Linked DNA regions of Homo sapiens: all the other regions are linked to region 1. Evidence: chromatin loops called from intact Hi-C (ENCODE). Cell type or tissue: GM12878. All regions are shown on one strand. Links, peaks and the distances in the headings refer to the core of each region. The heading gives the core; the rest is flanking DNA.

Region 1 (5,654 bases), core at 1,562-4,061:
AGCACTATGAGCACATGAAAGATGTGATTATAATTCTGAAAAGTATGTCTGGGTGAGTGTAAAGTTTTTGGATCCTTAACAGTCAAAATAATTTATTGGCATCTTGGCTTATGTTCCTATTAACCCTTCTTAACTCTCCATCACTCCAGGGGCTGAGTCACCTGCACCAGCATAAAGTGATTCATCGAGATATTAAAGGGCAAAATGTCTTGCTGACTGAAAATGCAGAAGTTAAACTAGGTAAGAGCAGAATCCTGTGAGCCTTGGAATTGCAGGAAGTGATGAGATTATATTAACAGCTCTAAAAAAATTAATGTTAATTTGTCACCGTGGATTTGGAGAGCATTGCCCTAAAAATGGAAAGGAAAATGTTTCTTTGCCTATTTTAAAAAATATTTTCTCAAGGCATTCTGAGGAATGAATTATATATAATGTGGGAACAGAACCACTTGCTTAATCAATATATAGAAATAATTGAGATTTTTTTGTTTCAGCAGAGATTAGAAGTGACAAACTTTGAAATGGCCTCCTATATCTTACAGTTTGTTTATACTGTTGCTGCTATAACAGAGCACTAGGACCCAATTTTTTTCCATTAAAATATACACAGGCATATTCAGAATAATCAATTCCTGCTATATTCCCATAGGTTTAAGTTATATTTACATTGATTTTGTTATTACCTTGGGCTCCCGTGCAAAGTGGATACTTAATATTCTACTTTAGGTGCATACTGATTACCCCCACTTCCATCAGTGGGAGAATCCTTCTCTTTGGCGTATCTGTTAGAGCTCTTTCCGCAACAAATCTGGGACTGCCCAAATAGAGAATTACCACATGCATTTGACTGCTTGATGTATATGAGTAAGAGCATGAATTGACAAATATCCAGTAGGATATGTAACTTGTCATCTAGAAAAGAATCGCTGTCCATATGATTGTATATTTTCAAAGAGATTTAAACATCTTCTATGTTTATATCCCAAACATTTGCTCTTCCTTTTTGTTGAAATATATGACTTCCATTTTTTTTCTTAGTTAACATTTGGGACCAAACTTTCTCACCTCATGAATATTCTCTTTTAAAAACAAAAGTATACATTATGTAGGCTAAGCAGTTATATATGTATCAACTAGATAAGCTATCCTGAGAGCATTCTTACTTCACTAATTAACAGTTACTTGTTGAGTATATATTATATGCCAGGCCCTGTACAAGACAATTTTCTATAGATTATCTCTCATAAACATCAGAGCAACTCTGTGTAGATGTCATCATCCTCATTTTACAGATTAGGAAACCGAAGCTCAGAGAGGTTGATCTACTAGCCCTAGGTCATACCACTAGTAGCGGCAGAAATGAGATACAAACTTAGGCAGTCTGACTCAGACTTTTGCTTTTAATCACTTGTCTTGTATCCCCAAAATACTACCCTTTCTGACAACCAAGCTTACTTTTTTTTAACACCTATTTTTGGTCCCTGTGAAGCCTTGGTGTAATCAAATGTAATTCTTTGTGCCTTCCTCATGGGTACACTTCATCCATTTCTCATGCAGTTTAAAAACATATTCACAATATAGAAAAGGTAGAAGCAACCCAGGTGCCCATCAACAGGTGAACAGATAAACAAAATGTGGTCCATACACACAATGGAATATTATTCAACCTTGAGAAGGAAGGAAATTCTAACACATGCTGCAACGTGGATGAACCTTGATGATATTATGCTAACTGAAATAAGCCAGTCACAAAAAGACAAATACTGTATGATTCCACTTATACAAGGTAGTGAGAATAGTCAAATTTATAGAGATGGAAAGTAGAATAATTGCCAGGGGTTGGGGCAAGGGGGAATTGGGAGCTATTGTTTAATAGGTACAAAGTTTCAGCTGGGGAAGATGAGAAATTCTGGAGATGGACAGTGGTGAAGGTTGCACAACAGTGTGGATGTGCTTAGTGCCCCAGAAATGTACATTTGAAAATGGTCAAAATTGTACACTTTATGTTACTTATGTTTTACCACAATAAAATAATTCACATTCATTTTATCGCTATCTAAAACCTATGATCACAGACTTTATTTACTTGTCTTTTCTTAAATAGTGGACTTTGGAGTCAGTGCTCAGCTTGATCGAACAGTGGGCAGGAGGAATACTTTCATTGGAACTCCCTACTGGATGGCACCAGAAGTTATTGCCTGTGATGAAAACCCAGATGCCACATATGATTTCAAGGTATGGCTTCTTTGTCGTGTTTCAAAACTATGCCTACCATCTTATCCTGAGTCTTATAAAGTCTTACATGCCCTTATATTTATGATTTATGTCACCCAAAGGGAGAACTGAAAAACATTATTTGAGTTTAAGACCTGTAAGACATTCAAGTGAGGATCTTTTTAATGAATTCACCCATCTTATCTGATGGCCTGTTTGTAAAAAATAAAAAAATAAATAAAAAGTTTAAATCATTTTCTATATTTTTTTAAATTTACTCTTGCTTCTTATTATTGGAAAATAGATTGGATTTCCATTTTGGTTATGGTTTAGATTTTTGGAAGAGTATATATTCTGATAGCTTTTTACGTTAAACTAAGATGTGAGTTTGTTGTCTTGGGTCATCTTTTTCTGATTGAGAATAATCTGACTTACTTCTACAATGCTCGAAGTATAATTATCTGGGGTTTCTTTTTCATGAGAGGGAATCAGATGGAATATTGGTGACTACTTTATGGTATTTCTGTCGTGTGGCCTGATGTTTCATAGAAATTTGATTTGTGACTTGTTACTTTATATTATAAACTAGAAATTTGCTAATACATTCAAAGCTGTGTTCAAATAGATTTCTCCAAGAAGCCCTTCTCTTTTCTATTCTGCTAGCCAATAACCAAACATAATTTTGCATTATTGCCCCTCAGGTTTATTGTCTGGACTTTCAGGTGACACGGCTTTCTAATGAATGGTGACTGAAAGTCAAGGCAATAAAATTAGGGGCAATGGGATCTAGGAACTGTGTGTGGGTTTCCAGGCTGTGCATTAGGTAGAGAGACACCCTGTGGTCTTTGTGTACATTACAGGACAACTTGGGCAAAACTTGATCTGCTTGGGCTGGTTTCAGAGGTGCATGGACTTTTCACCAAAACACTTTAATGATCCTCTGTAAATACTCTTATCTAACAGATGAAGAAACTGAGGCCGAGGTCTGCAGGTGCTCACCGGGTTAGCAATCCTCTCAGAGTTAGCACTTGAATGCAGGTCTCCAAACTTTCTGTTCAGAGCCCTTTCCAATATATTACCTTGCTCCTCTGTAATGTACTTCCATATAAATCTCCAATTTATCAATTGAACAGTATATTTGAAGAATATTTCACTTTTAAGGAATATTTTTAGTTCTCGACATGTGGGGTTATTATTGAAATCAGGTCTCAAAGATGCAAACATTGCAGCGTTTTTGAGGCCCCGTATCTCAGTGTTGACAGAAAATTTGCCTCTTTTGGGAATTGCAAGCTTGAAGGTCTGAAAACCTAATAATCTCCCATAAATTTCCTCCTTCCTTCAAAGTTAGTCACTGTAATAACCTGACAACAATCTGTCTGAAAACAGCTGCCAAGTTAAAAATTAATCTCCTGCCAAAATGTCATTTTTTTAAACTGCTAATGATAAGCATATTTAAATAATTCTGTTTGCAAATCCCTTCAGAGAAGCCACTACAAAATATACATCCCAGGCCAGATATGGGTATCATGATTAGCTACAAGCAATTCTTCAAACCATAGTTATACCTAACAAGTGCTAACTAGTCTACATCTGGGCCACAGATATTCTAGATTACTATGTAACATAGCATGGGGAAACAGCGTTTGCAGCTCTTACAACCTCAGCTTAATCTTTTAAGTATTGTGACTGACTGCACTATATATGGGACTTTTGTTATGTAAATAAAGTGGGTGCCTACAACTGACTTGTTTTCAGTAGGGTATCTAGAAGAGGCTTTCCTTCTGGCCAAGCCAAAGCTTGGAATTAAACTGATATTTTGGTCCTCTTTCCTCAGATTATGGCTAAGGAGTATAGTTTAAGATCACTGTAAATGGTGTGAGACCAGTGCATAACTCTAGGTATGGGCAAATCCTGTTGTATGAGTAGCCACAGAGGTCGTCATGCTGCACAGTGATTTCAGAGGTACTGGAAGGCTCACCTGGCTATAAAAGTATCCTGAGACATTAAAAAGATTGAAGATGAATGTCTGTGTGTTTTTTTAAAAAATAAAGAATCCTGATAGAATAGGTTCAATGGTGTCAGTCATTTAGACCTTAGTGCAAATTAGTTTAACAGGATTGTCAGGAATGTAGGTTGTGCAAGAGGAGGAAAAAGTCATGGCAGGGATATGAGCTTCACTGGTTATATGCCATGGGTAAAAAGAGGAGGATGACAAAAGAATGAATAAGGAAGACTTTTCTACAGAGGACTTTATAATATTGAATTATTTTAGGTTTTTAAAAAAATTCATAGTGGTCTTCAAAGACATCTTAGACAAATCAAATAGTAAATAATAAATAACAAAACCAAGCCATACCCTGTTGGGGTATAGTGGAAGGTTTGGGGATTCTTTGCAGATTTATTTAATCCACTTATACAGTTTTACTGTGGGCCAGAGAAGATGCTGATCTTTAAATAACCTTACTACTTCTTTCTTGGCACCATATATCATCCCCTTTTCTGTTCAGTATCCTTAGGAATGTAACCTGTCACCAGGGGACAACTTGACAATATGCTGACTTTCAAAATCATTTATTCATTCACTCAGTGCATATTTATAGACTATCCATTGTGTATAAGGAGTTAGTCAAGCTGTATCTGTACATGCAGTTTCTGATAGAAGGTTCATTTGAGACCCCATCAAAGCCCGAGGATTTCACTGTGTGTTTGGTGGTCCACTTGGCCCAGTGGTGTATCCCAGCCCCAGAAGCTTGATGTCAACACTTTGGGCCCTCATGTGCTATAGCCACTTTCAGCCGAGAGTGTGTATTTAGAATAAAGGATGACTTGGCCACCGGACTTTATTAGATTTCTTACCACAAAAGTCCTTTCTGTAAAATAAAGACAAGAAGAAAAAGAAAAAGAGTATAGCTTAGTTTTGTTATTTGATTTATTGTTTATCAATTATTTTTTGATGTGTCTAAGATGTCTTTAAAGACCACTATAACTTTTTACAAAACCTAAAGTAACTCAACGTATAAGGTCTTCTGTAGCTTTTTATTGCAGAGTCTGGTTTTGTGTGATATCTACTGGGCACAGTAAGTAACTCACTGAAAATAGACCCTCTCCTAAGGAGGAGTGCCAGAATCTCATTTGCCGGGTGTGCTGGCTTTCCCCTGGAGGCCCTTCCTTTCTTGTTTTCAGAAATTCTGTCAAAACACTTCAAGTGAAAGGAAAGGTTTCATTTCCCTGATAAGTATGTGGGGCAATAATGAAAGCTTTCCCGTTTAATAATAAGCATTCAAAAGATTTGAAATTAATAAAACTGTTCAAAATGCCTAGGCTGTTTAAATTGTTATTTTTTTAACCTACTTTGAATTTCATTTTGGTTGGATGGGATCTGCTAAGCATTTTATAGTCCTGTGTATTTATTACTTTAACAGAACCACCCACTAAGAAAT
Region 2 (5,654 bases), core at 1,360-3,859, 650 kb before region 1:
GGTACACATGGAATGGAGAAATGAGAATTCAACAAGGATCTGGTGTAGCAGAGACCTAAAAGGCAAATCCCCATCTACTGGCCAACACTAGACAGAGGATATCTCTGTAAACCAGTTTCTGATTGATCATGAAACAAAGTTCTTTCTCTGTCTTTTCTTTTCTTTCTTTTCCTTTTTCTTTTTTTTTTTTTTTTTTTGAGATGGAGTCTTGCTTTGTCACCCAGGCTGGAGTGCAGTGGCGTGATCTCGGCTCACTGCAACCTCCACCTCCCAGGTTCAGGTGATCCTGCCGCCTCATCCTCCCGAGTAGTTGGGATTACAGGTGCGCAACACCACACCTGACTAATTTTTGTATTTTTAGTAGAGATGGGGTTTCACCATGTTGGTCAGGCTGGTCTCAAACTCCTGACCTCATGATCCGCCTGCCTCAGCCTCCCAAAGTGCTGAGATTACAGGCGTGAGCCACTGTGCCTGGCTCTGTGTTTTCTAAGCAATGTTAAAAATATCATGAGCCTCAATTTTCTGTATATTTCAACACATGTAGAAAAGCAAAGTGAGCTAAGGTTGGTACAAACAATTTGGTTCACTGTCTCAACTTCATCCACATCTCTGCTCAAAGATTTTCCCTTACCAATCTCCCCCTCTCCATCCCTTTATCTGGCTTTATGGATCTTCATGGCCTCGTTACCACCTGACTTTATTCTTCATAGCTCTTGGCTTATGTCTTTACTGTGTGTCTTCCCAATTAGAATAACAGCTTCATGAAGGCAAGGACTTTGTTTTATTCACCACTGTATCCCAGAGCCAAAAACAATGCCTGTGGTCTATAGTAGATGCACAGAAAGTATTGTTGAGTCAATGAACTAATGAATGAATGAATGGATGAGAGTGAATGAATGAAACCACTGCTTATCATCACAGTTGTTAGTTTACTTAGTTTTAATTTTTTTGAGTTTTATTTTTTGTATAGATGGGATCTTGCTATGTGCCCAGGCTGGTCTTGAACTCCTGGCTTCCAGTGATCCTACTATGTCAGCATCCTAAAGTGCTGGGGCTACAGGCATGAGCCACTGCACGAAGGCTACAATTGCTAGTTTATACAGACCAGTTTGCTGTGAAAGCTAGCTTCTCAGGCCTTCCCTCAGAAACAAGCGATATTTAATATTTTGGTCTTAAACTGCTCCAGCCCTCTTCTTTATGAAAATCCACACTGAAATACAAAGAAGATCTTCCAGGTTAGCTCACCTGGAAACTGCATTGTGAATTTACATGCGTTGTATGTAGATACATGGGAGAGCTGCACTGAAGTGACCCATGGCTGAGATTATTTTGGGCTTGCTATGTCAGCACACGACACATTGACACATGACTCTGCGTTAAATAGAGGAAGATGCAACATCGCAGACTAACTGCCTGAAGTCCGGCAAGAACTTCTGCCTCTGGGAAAAAGCTCTGACAAACACCTTTTAAATCCACTGCTGACTTTTAAAGTAGTTGCTGTTCATGATGACCTATCTAATTTAATAGATCTTTTGCTTGGCCTGTGGTTTTATGTATTAATATCTCTACATATTAAAATCTTTTCTCTCTTTCAGCAGACCTCTTTGCATAGGTAATACTTTCCCCTAATTGTGTAGAAAAGTAAGATACTGATATTAACATTTTAACTTGGAAAAATTTGGCTATGCAAACTCATGTTTCTATTGTAGTTTCATATGACGATAATGTGGTCTTTTCTAAAACAGGAAAATTGAACGACTAAGTGCATCCGTATGACATAAGGAGCCAGGTCACACACTCTAAACATCACCTACTGAAGGCAGATTGAGGGTATCAGTTTTGTATCGAAAGGCTCACAATTTATTTTCTCTTTTCAACAACCCAGATATCCTGCCTTTGTTTTTGTTTTTATTTTTCTTAAAGTGGCACGATACGAGAAACGGATGTTTGTGGGACTTCCACATCACATTTTCCTAGTACGTAAGCCCTTCCATTTCTTCCACACAATCCACACAGCGCAGATTGACATAAAAGATAAAAGCTAGGCCTCTGCAAGACCCCTTTATCTTACAGACTAAAAAGAATGTAGGGCAATGACAATGAAAGGCACAGAGTAATAACCCAACTGGAGTATCACAGGCAGAGCCAGCAAGGACCTTTGAGACCAGCCAGTCCAAGTCTGCCATTTCACAAAAGAATTCCAGTTAAAATACCAAGAAAAAAGTCATCCAATTGCAATATTAACCTAATATTGAATAAGGCTGTTGTGACTGATTATCTTTCTGCTATATCTGTGTTTAGCACTAGGTGTTGCTATACTGCTATTTATAGACCAGCTTCTCTTTGATACCCAACAGGAGCTTAACCTTCTAATTTGAGTTCCCTTTTGCAAATGCTGAGTTTCTAAAATCGTACTCTGCTACTATATAGTATGTTACATTGAACTAGCTTCATTTAAATGGCACAGGTATGACATGTTTAATCAGCTGAAATAGCTATCCTGAAAAGAAGTGGTCAATAAATGCTAGGGAACTCCAAAGTTAAATTTTTCAAATTGTCCTAATTCAAATATTTACTTAAACTCTTTTTATATTATGCGCAATACAGGGGGAATGACATTGTTAGCTGTGCGTTTCCTGGAACTGACTAACTGCTACAAGGCCACAGATAAAGTTTGTTTATAGAAAAACAAAATATGAAAAAACATTTAGCAGTGTTCTATTTGGGGTTTAATAATCCCACACATGCTGAGTGGGAGAAAGGATAGTCATCCAGAACCTTTCTCTCCCCATGGTAACAGAGGATGAAAATGCTTTAACCCCATCTAGTGACAGATGAGTCATGATTTAGATTAGTTCAGTTGTTCAAAATTTGAGTGGTAATACCAAATTTTTGGGATAAATAAGTGATGCCCCAAGAAACTCATAGTTTAGGAAGAGGGCAAATTTTCATTTCACCTTTAGGTTTTAAAGGATAAAAAATTCCCCTATTACATGTGAGTCCTCAATATCATTACTTGGTTCATTAAATTTGGATAAATTTGGCATAAGCTCAGCACAATTGTTCAAATTCTACAAGTCACTTTTGTTAGCATCATCTAGTGCTGAGTTTAAAATCTTCTGAATATATGTAACAAAACAATGTCTAGTGTATTGCTTCTAAATATGTTTTTTAGTTTTGGTTATTTATTAGTAACTATTTGTAACAATAATGATCAAGTAATGATGCTAATAACAGTCCTAAGTTTTTACTGGAAAGAAAAGTGGAAGACTGAAGACCAGAGTGGCAGCATCTTCATCACCTTATGGAGCTTAGAGTAATGTTCCTGCAGAATTAGCTACCAGGATCTATAATATAAACACTTCATTCTAGTCCTAAAGCGAGGGTTTCTTCTAATTTTTATAGTTTTGGCCTCAGGCTAAAAGAACGAAGTACTTGGCTGAAGTATTCCTTTTTTTTTTTTTTTTCACAACGTGTTCTTCCCAACTCTCTCCCCAGCACAAACACAGCCCTTCTTTTCTGAAGATTTTATTTCCTTTATGTCCTTTGAGGATAAAACTATGCTTTGTGGTTTTTATACCATATTCACTTAAGATATTTAAGATATTTGAAAACAGAGTGAACTGTATATTCTTTCGCCATATAGGTCCTCCTTTCCCCATCACTCAGAGCCTCGATGATAATGTAAAGTAGTATCCACCATTATTTTTGCTCTTCTTTTTTTTTGAGACAGAGTCTCACTCTATCTCCCAGGCTGGAGTGCAGTGACGTGATCTCGGCTCACTGCAACCTTCCACCTCTTAGGTTCAACCGATTCTCCTGCCTCAGCCTCCCAAGTAGCTGGGATTACAGGCATGTGCCACCACACCCAACTAATGTTTGTGTTTTTAGTAGAGACGGGGTTTCACCATGTTGGCCAGGCTGGTCTTGAACTCCTGGCCTCAGATGATCTGGCCACCTTGGCCTCCCAAAGTGCTGGGATTACAGGCGTGAGCCACCATGCCCAGCTTTTGCCCTTCTTTTGTTATGCTCTGTATCAAAAATGGTAAACTTTTCAAAAGTGCTCAAAACTCTAATCCATGTTCTTGTAAACTTGGTGTAAGAGGTGCTTATATGACAAGTGAATTGTCTGTTTCCTATAAAGTAGAGGAGGGAAGTAATTTTTTAAAGAACCCAGTTTGGAAATAAATGTTTAGTAAATGACAGAAAGGCAGGAAGGTAAGAAACAGTGTAGAAAGCACACTGAAGAAGACATTTCTGCCATCTTTGGTGAAACCTACACAGATCATTTACAGGCAAGTCTATGGGCACGTGTATAGGGGGTAAGAAATAGTAAGAGCTGTGAAAATAGACTTACCATTTACACACACACACAGACATGCATACATAAATTATCAAATGTTTGCCCTTTGTTTTTCCTAATACTCAATTAACCGAAGTTATATTAAAAAAAAAAACCTTTCTAGTGTCATCCACTAATCTTTTCCATCCCCTTTTATCCTCCAAGCAAATTTCATTCACGTAATTCCAAAGAGGCGAATCAATCTGGGTCCTGCTCTTGCTTAATCATTACTTCCAGCATTAAAATATGCTTTTAAATATGTAGTTAAATATGTAGTTAAAGTACTACTCCTGTTTTTCAGTTTGTTCCAAGATTGAGACAAAAGCTCCCTACCAAAAGCAAAATGAAAGCCAAATTCCTACCCTTTTGCCTCATTTCATATTTTATTATACTATGTTTCCTAAAAACACATTTTGTAAATATGGAAATGGACCATGTTGTGTGTAACAAAGGTCAGGCTATGCCCGTTTAATACAAGTTGTGATCCTCAGAAGACATCCACTTCAGGCCACCTACAATTTACCTTTGTTCCTCTTTCCTCCATATAGGAAAAAAACAACAACTAGAAAAAAATTATAAAACTCAACTATATGCACTTTAAGGCCAATGATAACTCAAAGGCTTTTAATACCTACAACAGGGTCGGAGCTCGCCTGAGCTGAAAACTGAGGATTGCTCACTGACGTACAGACGCAATATTCACCAATCAAGAAATATAGTAATGAGGGCAGACCATATGATTACAAGGTGCTTCTAAAAAGCATATTAAAATCTAGCATTATTAAAGTACTATAAATGCTTGCTTATGACCAATGAAGCCACAAACACTGTGAAGAGTTCATTTTATGTATTAATAATAATAAAAATTCTCAGAAAAACTTTTTAAGTTTTTCTTGTTAATTCTGGGCTAGAGAAGACAATCTTTTCTTTTTCTTTTTCTTTCTTTTTTTTTTTTTTTGAGACAGAGTCTCGCGCTGTTGCCCTGGAGTGCCGTGGCGCGATCTTGGCTCACTGCAACCTCTGCCTCCCAGGTTCGAGTAATTCTCCTGTCTCAGCCTCCTGAGTAGCTGGGACTACAGGCATATGCCAACACGCCTGGCTAAATTTTTTTTTTTTTTGTATTTTTAGTAGAGAGGGGGTTTTCACCATGTTGGCCAGGATGGTCTTGATCTCCTGACCTCGTGATCTGCCCACCTCGGCCTCCCAAAGTGCTGGGATTACAGGTGTGAGCCACTGCGCCCGGCCCTTTTTTTTTTTTTTTAATTAAAGACATTTCAAAGAGCACATACACATTGATCAAATCTGAGAAGCA
Region 3 (5,654 bases), core at 1,360-3,859, 69 kb before region 1:
CTAGCTAAACTGACTTAGCAGGGTTCTTTTGCTAAAACTGGATTTTACAAGGAAGTGCATAGATGGGCCTAGGAGGAGATTCAGAAGGCTAACTAAAGGTTGGACAAGCAAAGGATTGTCACATCCTCTTATATGGCACGCAACAGCCAAGCTCTGCACTACAGATTAATACCTTGAGGGCTTTAGTAAATGAGGGCAAGAAGAGGGATGTAATGGATCTCTTGAAGAGCACTGGGTGAGGGACAGACAAGGACAATGAAACAGACAATGACAGAGTTCAGAATTATGATTCCATGATATTATAAAGGGTGCCTGGCTTATTAAGAGGTTGTGCTTTTCAGTTGTGGATACCACTTTCCAGTTTTTTGCCTTAATTTCTATTAATTCTTTACCGTTGGCCATGAGATTAGCCAGGCAATTTGTTTTCTCCTCCCTCTTTTTGTATAGTAATCTATTGGGTTATTTCTTTCCATTTGTGAGTGTTAAGGTCTTTCCAACGTGAGGGTGAAGCAAAATGTAAGGCACTGGAATCCTTTCCACCTTCTTTGTTCAAGGGCTTAGTGTTAGAGGCTCCTCATATCTTCAGTGGTCCTGACTGGACTCCTGTGAGGGGTCAGCTTCTAGGCCACCAGGCAGAGTGTTCAGGAATAGTTATCAATTGCCAATAGACAACTGCTGACTCTTACTTAACCCTAAAACCTGAGTCTTATCCCATCAGCCGTGGGTGCGTTCCTAATGGCGACTCTTGAAAGATTCATGTGGCTGCCTTCTGGTTAAAGGTTATGTTTAAATATTAGGTCTGTCCTTCCAACTTTTTGTCAACACTCTGCCTGAATGTAAAGTCCAGGTTTGAGATTTATTCCCCCAACATTTATAAAGTACACACTATGTGCCATATACACACACACATACACTCTCTCTCTCTCGTGTGCATGCTCTCTCTCTCTCTTATATAAAACACACTGTCCTTGACTTTGTGGGATGTAAGCTGTGCACAGGAAAATCACAAAATGTAGATTATTACAGCACACTACAAGGTTGATAGACCCATGAATATTTGTAAGGAGAAGTCAAATTTCAGTGGCGTGTTTGCGTGTGTGTGCGCGCACATGTGTCTGATTATTTTATGTGTGTACATGAGAGAGACTGAACTTCTGAGCAGTCCAAGGAGTAAATTAATTAAATTGGTTACTGGGATTATAATGAGATTATCATCATTGAATTGTCTTAGCTGATACTTCACCAATAGGATAAACCCCACTTCCAGAGTTTCTTAGAGGGTCAAGTGAACAGGAAGAAAAATTATGGGAACCAGGTGGAGTGGGCAGAAGGAGGGCAGGTCCTGGCATGGTGTCCCTGGAAGAAATGGAGCGAAGTCCTAAATTGGGCCTGACTTGGAAGAGCTTCCTTTTTATCTATTTTAAGTTGAAACTTGGCTGACCCTGACCAAGAGGAGTCTGGACTTGGCTTTTCTTTACTGGTCTCGTGGGTTCCTTATGTAGTTGCTACAGGCAGTTGTGAGGAGAGCCTGTTGGCATTCCTTTCTTTGATTGACATGGGGCATTGGAAAAAGGTGAGGGGAATTAGAAAACAGCTAGAAGAAGAAACAAATGAGTCATCCTCCCATCTCCTAGGCCTTTATTACTTGCATTTTCTCTCTGAAAGTTGATTCAGGTCAGTAGGGAAATCATTAGTGAGATAGTGTAGCTCTTTAAAGATTTCTTACTTATTGATGCTGAAGGCCCTTTGTGATGTGCATTTTCTTTGTTCTATTCCTCCACAGTGGTAGGAGTTCTAGATAAAATATTAATCATAAAGGTTTTTAAAAATCATTTCCAATTGCACAGAGATATTAGGAGTTATGGCCACAAAGCCTTGGTACAGCTATATTTTACTGCCCACGTGTCTTCCCAGAGATGACACATACGCTTTTCATTTTGCTGTCATTATTCTTCATGAGATCGCAGGGCATCCATCATCACTGTGGTGGAAAAATGAAGATGAGGGACAAAAGCACCAGTCTCTAAGCACAAGATGATGTGTTTGTCTGTAGTGGCTAGGGACAATCTCCAAATGCAGGAACCATAAAAGGCTCTGTGACTTGTACCTCAGGAATGAGATTCATCAGCAATGAAATCAGAATCTCAACAGCAGTTTGATATTGAGGGATTTTGAGAAGCTGTGTCTCTGTCCGCATGTGTGGAATTCCATCCCCACGGGCAGTGTAATGCCATCAGAATCTGAGCTGGGATGAAAAAGTAGCCTGCTCTCCAGAAAGTCACATCAAGTGTGGCTTAGTTTATGGCAAAGATGAATGGGGTGTTGATGTCCCAAGAGAAGGGGATCTTGGCGGACAGTGCTTTTGGCTCTTTGTTGCTGGTGGGAACCCCAGCTAGGCTTTGAAAGTGGCATGGGTTCTCAAGTACCTGACATGTTCTTCATGCTTTTATTGACGTTAGAATGTTGTTTTCCATTCTGAGAAGCCAGATCACAAGGACAGAGTGCTGTGATGAGCATAAATACTATCAAACAAGGTCTACAGCAACAGCAATAGTTATTATGTCATGAACATCTGCTTTGTATTTCACAAAGACTCTGTCCCAGTTCCTATCTGAGATGGGGAGATGTTATTCTCAGATGAGGTGACTGAAGCTGAGAGTGGTTAAAGTGTCAGGGTCACATGTCTGGTAGGGTTAGAGCTGAAATTTGGACTCCTGTAATGCTAAGTAAATTTGCATGCTGCCATGATGGCCAGTTACATGGAATCATTTAAACCTCTTTTTACATTAAGCCTGTGGAAAATGAATTCCCAGTTCTAGAGTACCGCCTGCCCTGGTTCTACAGCATGGTTCCTTGCTTCTTCTAAGTCTCTAGGACCTTGGCAGAGTAGCATACAGTGGTGAGCAGTCTTCTTTTGAGATGAAATGGGCCCAGGGCTGCCTCCTTCATGACTTCATTGTTCCTCTCTCGGCCTGTTTCTGTGCAGCCGCTTGTCATGTCAGTTCCACTTTAAAACCAGAGTAAACAGTTCTTAATAGGTGCTTTTTAAGTTTAAAGAAAGATGGAAAGGATGTTCAGACCTAGGGAAGTAGACCTGTCTCTCAGCAGGTGAGTTATTCTGCTCCTGATGTTTTTATACCAAACTGAAAATATACAGTCACACACTCACCCCTGGGGAAGTGCAGAGGACTCTCTTCATGGGGGGCCAGTGTTACTCTTCTGTCCTGAGTGAGCATTCAGTTTATTTTGATCCCTGGCCTCAAACTCAAATACCCTACTGCAGTCAAAAAGAAACTCCCAAGTCAGAATGGGGATGGTCAGAATTCATCCATTCCTGCCAGTGGTAATAAATGGCTTCTCTTTTGGGTCAGTAGGAAGTAAATTGGATGACTCCTCAGCTAGTCACCCTTTGTAAAGTTCTTTCTGACCTTGAAGCTTAGAGGAAATTGGCTGGAGGGCAAAACAGTATTTCCTAAAGTGTTTATGAAGTAGCTCCCCATGATTCTTCATGGCCAGCACTCTGTCCTTTGTATCTGTGGCTTTGTTTTTTAGTGTTCATGAAGTATTGGAGAAAAGAGTTCCCCAGGCATCTCGTTTGGTTAAGAAGATTGCATCTCCCCATTGGGACATCCTGGCTATTTCCCAGCAAAATGCTCTGCCTCCCTCGACTGTACCACATAAGCTAATTAACCTCTTTATCGATTCTCTTTCTCCTTATTTTAATTTCAGCTGGTATTTCTCTAGGCCCTGGGCCTTGGGAATTGTAGACTCATTTGTTGAACTTCTGGCAGTGTGAAAATTTCTAATAGTTTGCTTTCTGTTCCCATGCATAGTGAAGTAGGCATCAAAGAAAATAATTGATGAAAAAAAACAAGGCTTGGAAAAACCCCGAAACAACAGCCATGCTCAAAAGAGGGAAGAGGACCATTGGGTACTTATTTTTTTTTTCCTTGTTGGGAGCTGTTTTCCTTCTTTTCCCTCTGTGTGGCAAAGTAGTAAATGGTCGTCTTATTAGCTGCTCAGAATACTTTATTCTATAATTCTATATGTTTCTGTGGTTCTATACAACTGCCTTCCTTTGAGTTCCTCCTGGAGAACTAGACCCCTTCCCCCATCACCACTAAGCCATACCCACAATCAATATAAATCCAAGGAGATGGGATGAATTTCAAAACCATAGAGGGCCTAGAAAGTAGAGAAACTGTTGTGGCATTTACGGCTCTTCAATGTCCTTCCAAACAGAAGAATGTTTCTGAAACACTGAGCAGCAGCCACACCTGGGGTCTCTAAAGGCACTCCAGGATATGAACCATGACACCTGATAATGTGCAACAAAATGAGCTTTGTTCTTTTGGGCCTGTGGCACAAAACATTCCTTTGCCCGTGTTCAGGCACCTCAGCTTGAATTCATTTTGTTTACTGACTAATCAGACAACTTTGTATTTATTCTCTGCTGCTTTTGAAGAGGTGGTATAGTGGATAAGTACTTAGGCTACCTTTTTTGGAAATTTGCCTCTGCAAGATGCTTTAAAATCTGTTGATGAGCAGGTGATGTCTAGGTAGTGAATAGAAAAATCGCTTTAGCTTATATCCGGAGTTTGCAAAACAGGAAACTTTCAAAATGATTTGTAGTTTGATTCTGAAACCATCTTAGCTCTAGCTAAGATGGTTGTAACCAGACAGCATTTGTCACCCAGGGAGCTTTAGAAAAATCTACTGTTTCCTCATGGGGAGTAGAGGGATAGATTTTCAAGAATCTTTTTGGTTCATTTGAATGTGGGATTTTCCATAACCTAAAGTAATGATTAATAGTTTCTCTGCTCATATCAGGTTTTGTTGGCCAGATGTTTCTTTCAAGAACTTCAATCCTTTATTGTCTAAATTGAATCAGCATCAGATAAAACATATTGCAACCTCAAAGTCCATTGCAATCCAGCAAAATAAGATGTGGTTATGAACCAAAATTAGAGGAAGAGGCTAGGATGGCACTGAAAATTCTAAGTGATTTTCAGATATGTTAAAAATGGCTTTCTCAAAATTTTGAATCTTTGGAAAAGCCATATGATTAATCTACATGCTAAATCCCTTTTTATTTTACTTCTCAGAACACAATTCCCAAAGCCATTACCATACTCCAAATTATAACGTTTATCTTGCTTATTCAAAAACTGTGAAAAATCAGATCATATTTTCTGAAAATAGCTTTTCTGTACTTATATTTTGCATATCACTTCTGATTATGAAATTGAATTAAAGGAACGAGTCGCTATTGTGTTATCTGCCCACAGATTATTGCAAAATGATAGATAAATGCTGTACTACTAGGATTTCCATTTAGCCCTTATATGTTAGCTGTAAAGGGAGGGATAGACACATGTATCTGTATTAGTAGTTGGGAGTCTTCATCCAGTAATGGAAATTGGATCAGTAATGATCATTGTTTTCTGCCCCAAAGAGAGGCTTATAGGATTATTAATATGAATACTACAAAACATCTGGGTGATGCTTGTATCTAACAGTTTATCTTGGTGATGTATATCCAGAAACTGAATTTACAGTTGCAGGCAGGAAATCTGGGTTTATATTTGAGACTCTGCTTTATATGGGGAAGGGTGAGCAAATATTAAAACTCTAAAAACTGCATTCTCCACTGC

Evidence for each region. A loop is a pair of places that touch in the nucleus more often than their neighbours do. Peaks named below come from ENCODE experiments on the same cell type or tissue, not always from the same donor. Only the 100,000 strongest peaks of a DNase experiment are listed, where the experiment ranks them.
Region 2: it touches region 1 in a loop (2.8-fold over the local background); 10 of 110 quality-filtered maps call a loop at or near these places.
Region 3: it touches region 1 in a loop (2.2-fold over the local background); 10 of 110 quality-filtered maps call a loop at or near these places.

Annotation. Positions count from the first base shown.
Region 1 is chr3:171,185,283-171,190,936 of GRCh38, reverse strand. TNIK (TRAF2 and NCK interacting kinase) reads left to right here. Exons shown (of 33, transcript NM_015028.4): 6 at 150-240; 7 at 2,105-2,235. Among named protein-coding and RNA genes, the nearest start is that of MIR569, 81 kb to the right of the region's middle. RefSeq lists enhancers at 1,198-1,247, 3,657-4,184. In GM12878, for the core only: a CTCF peak has its summit at 3,044; a DNase peak (open chromatin) is centred at 3,064; H3K27ac peaks cover 409 bases.
Region 2 is chr3:171,831,036-171,836,689 of GRCh38, reverse strand. No RefSeq gene overlaps it. Among named protein-coding and RNA genes, the nearest start is that of TMEM212, 9.5 kb to the left of the region's middle. In GM12878, for the core only: a CTCF peak has its summit at 2,308; no DNase peak of the experiment used is centred there.
Region 3 is chr3:171,254,394-171,260,047 of GRCh38, reverse strand. All of the region lies in intron 2 of TNIK (TRAF2 and NCK interacting kinase), which reads left to right. Among named protein-coding and RNA genes, the nearest start is that of MIR569, 150 kb to the right of the region's middle. RefSeq lists enhancers at 3,020-3,069, 4,211-4,260. In GM12878, for the core only: no CTCF peak of the experiment used is centred there; a DNase peak (open chromatin) is centred at 2,637; H3K4me3 peaks cover 610 bases; H3K27ac peaks cover 2,500 bases.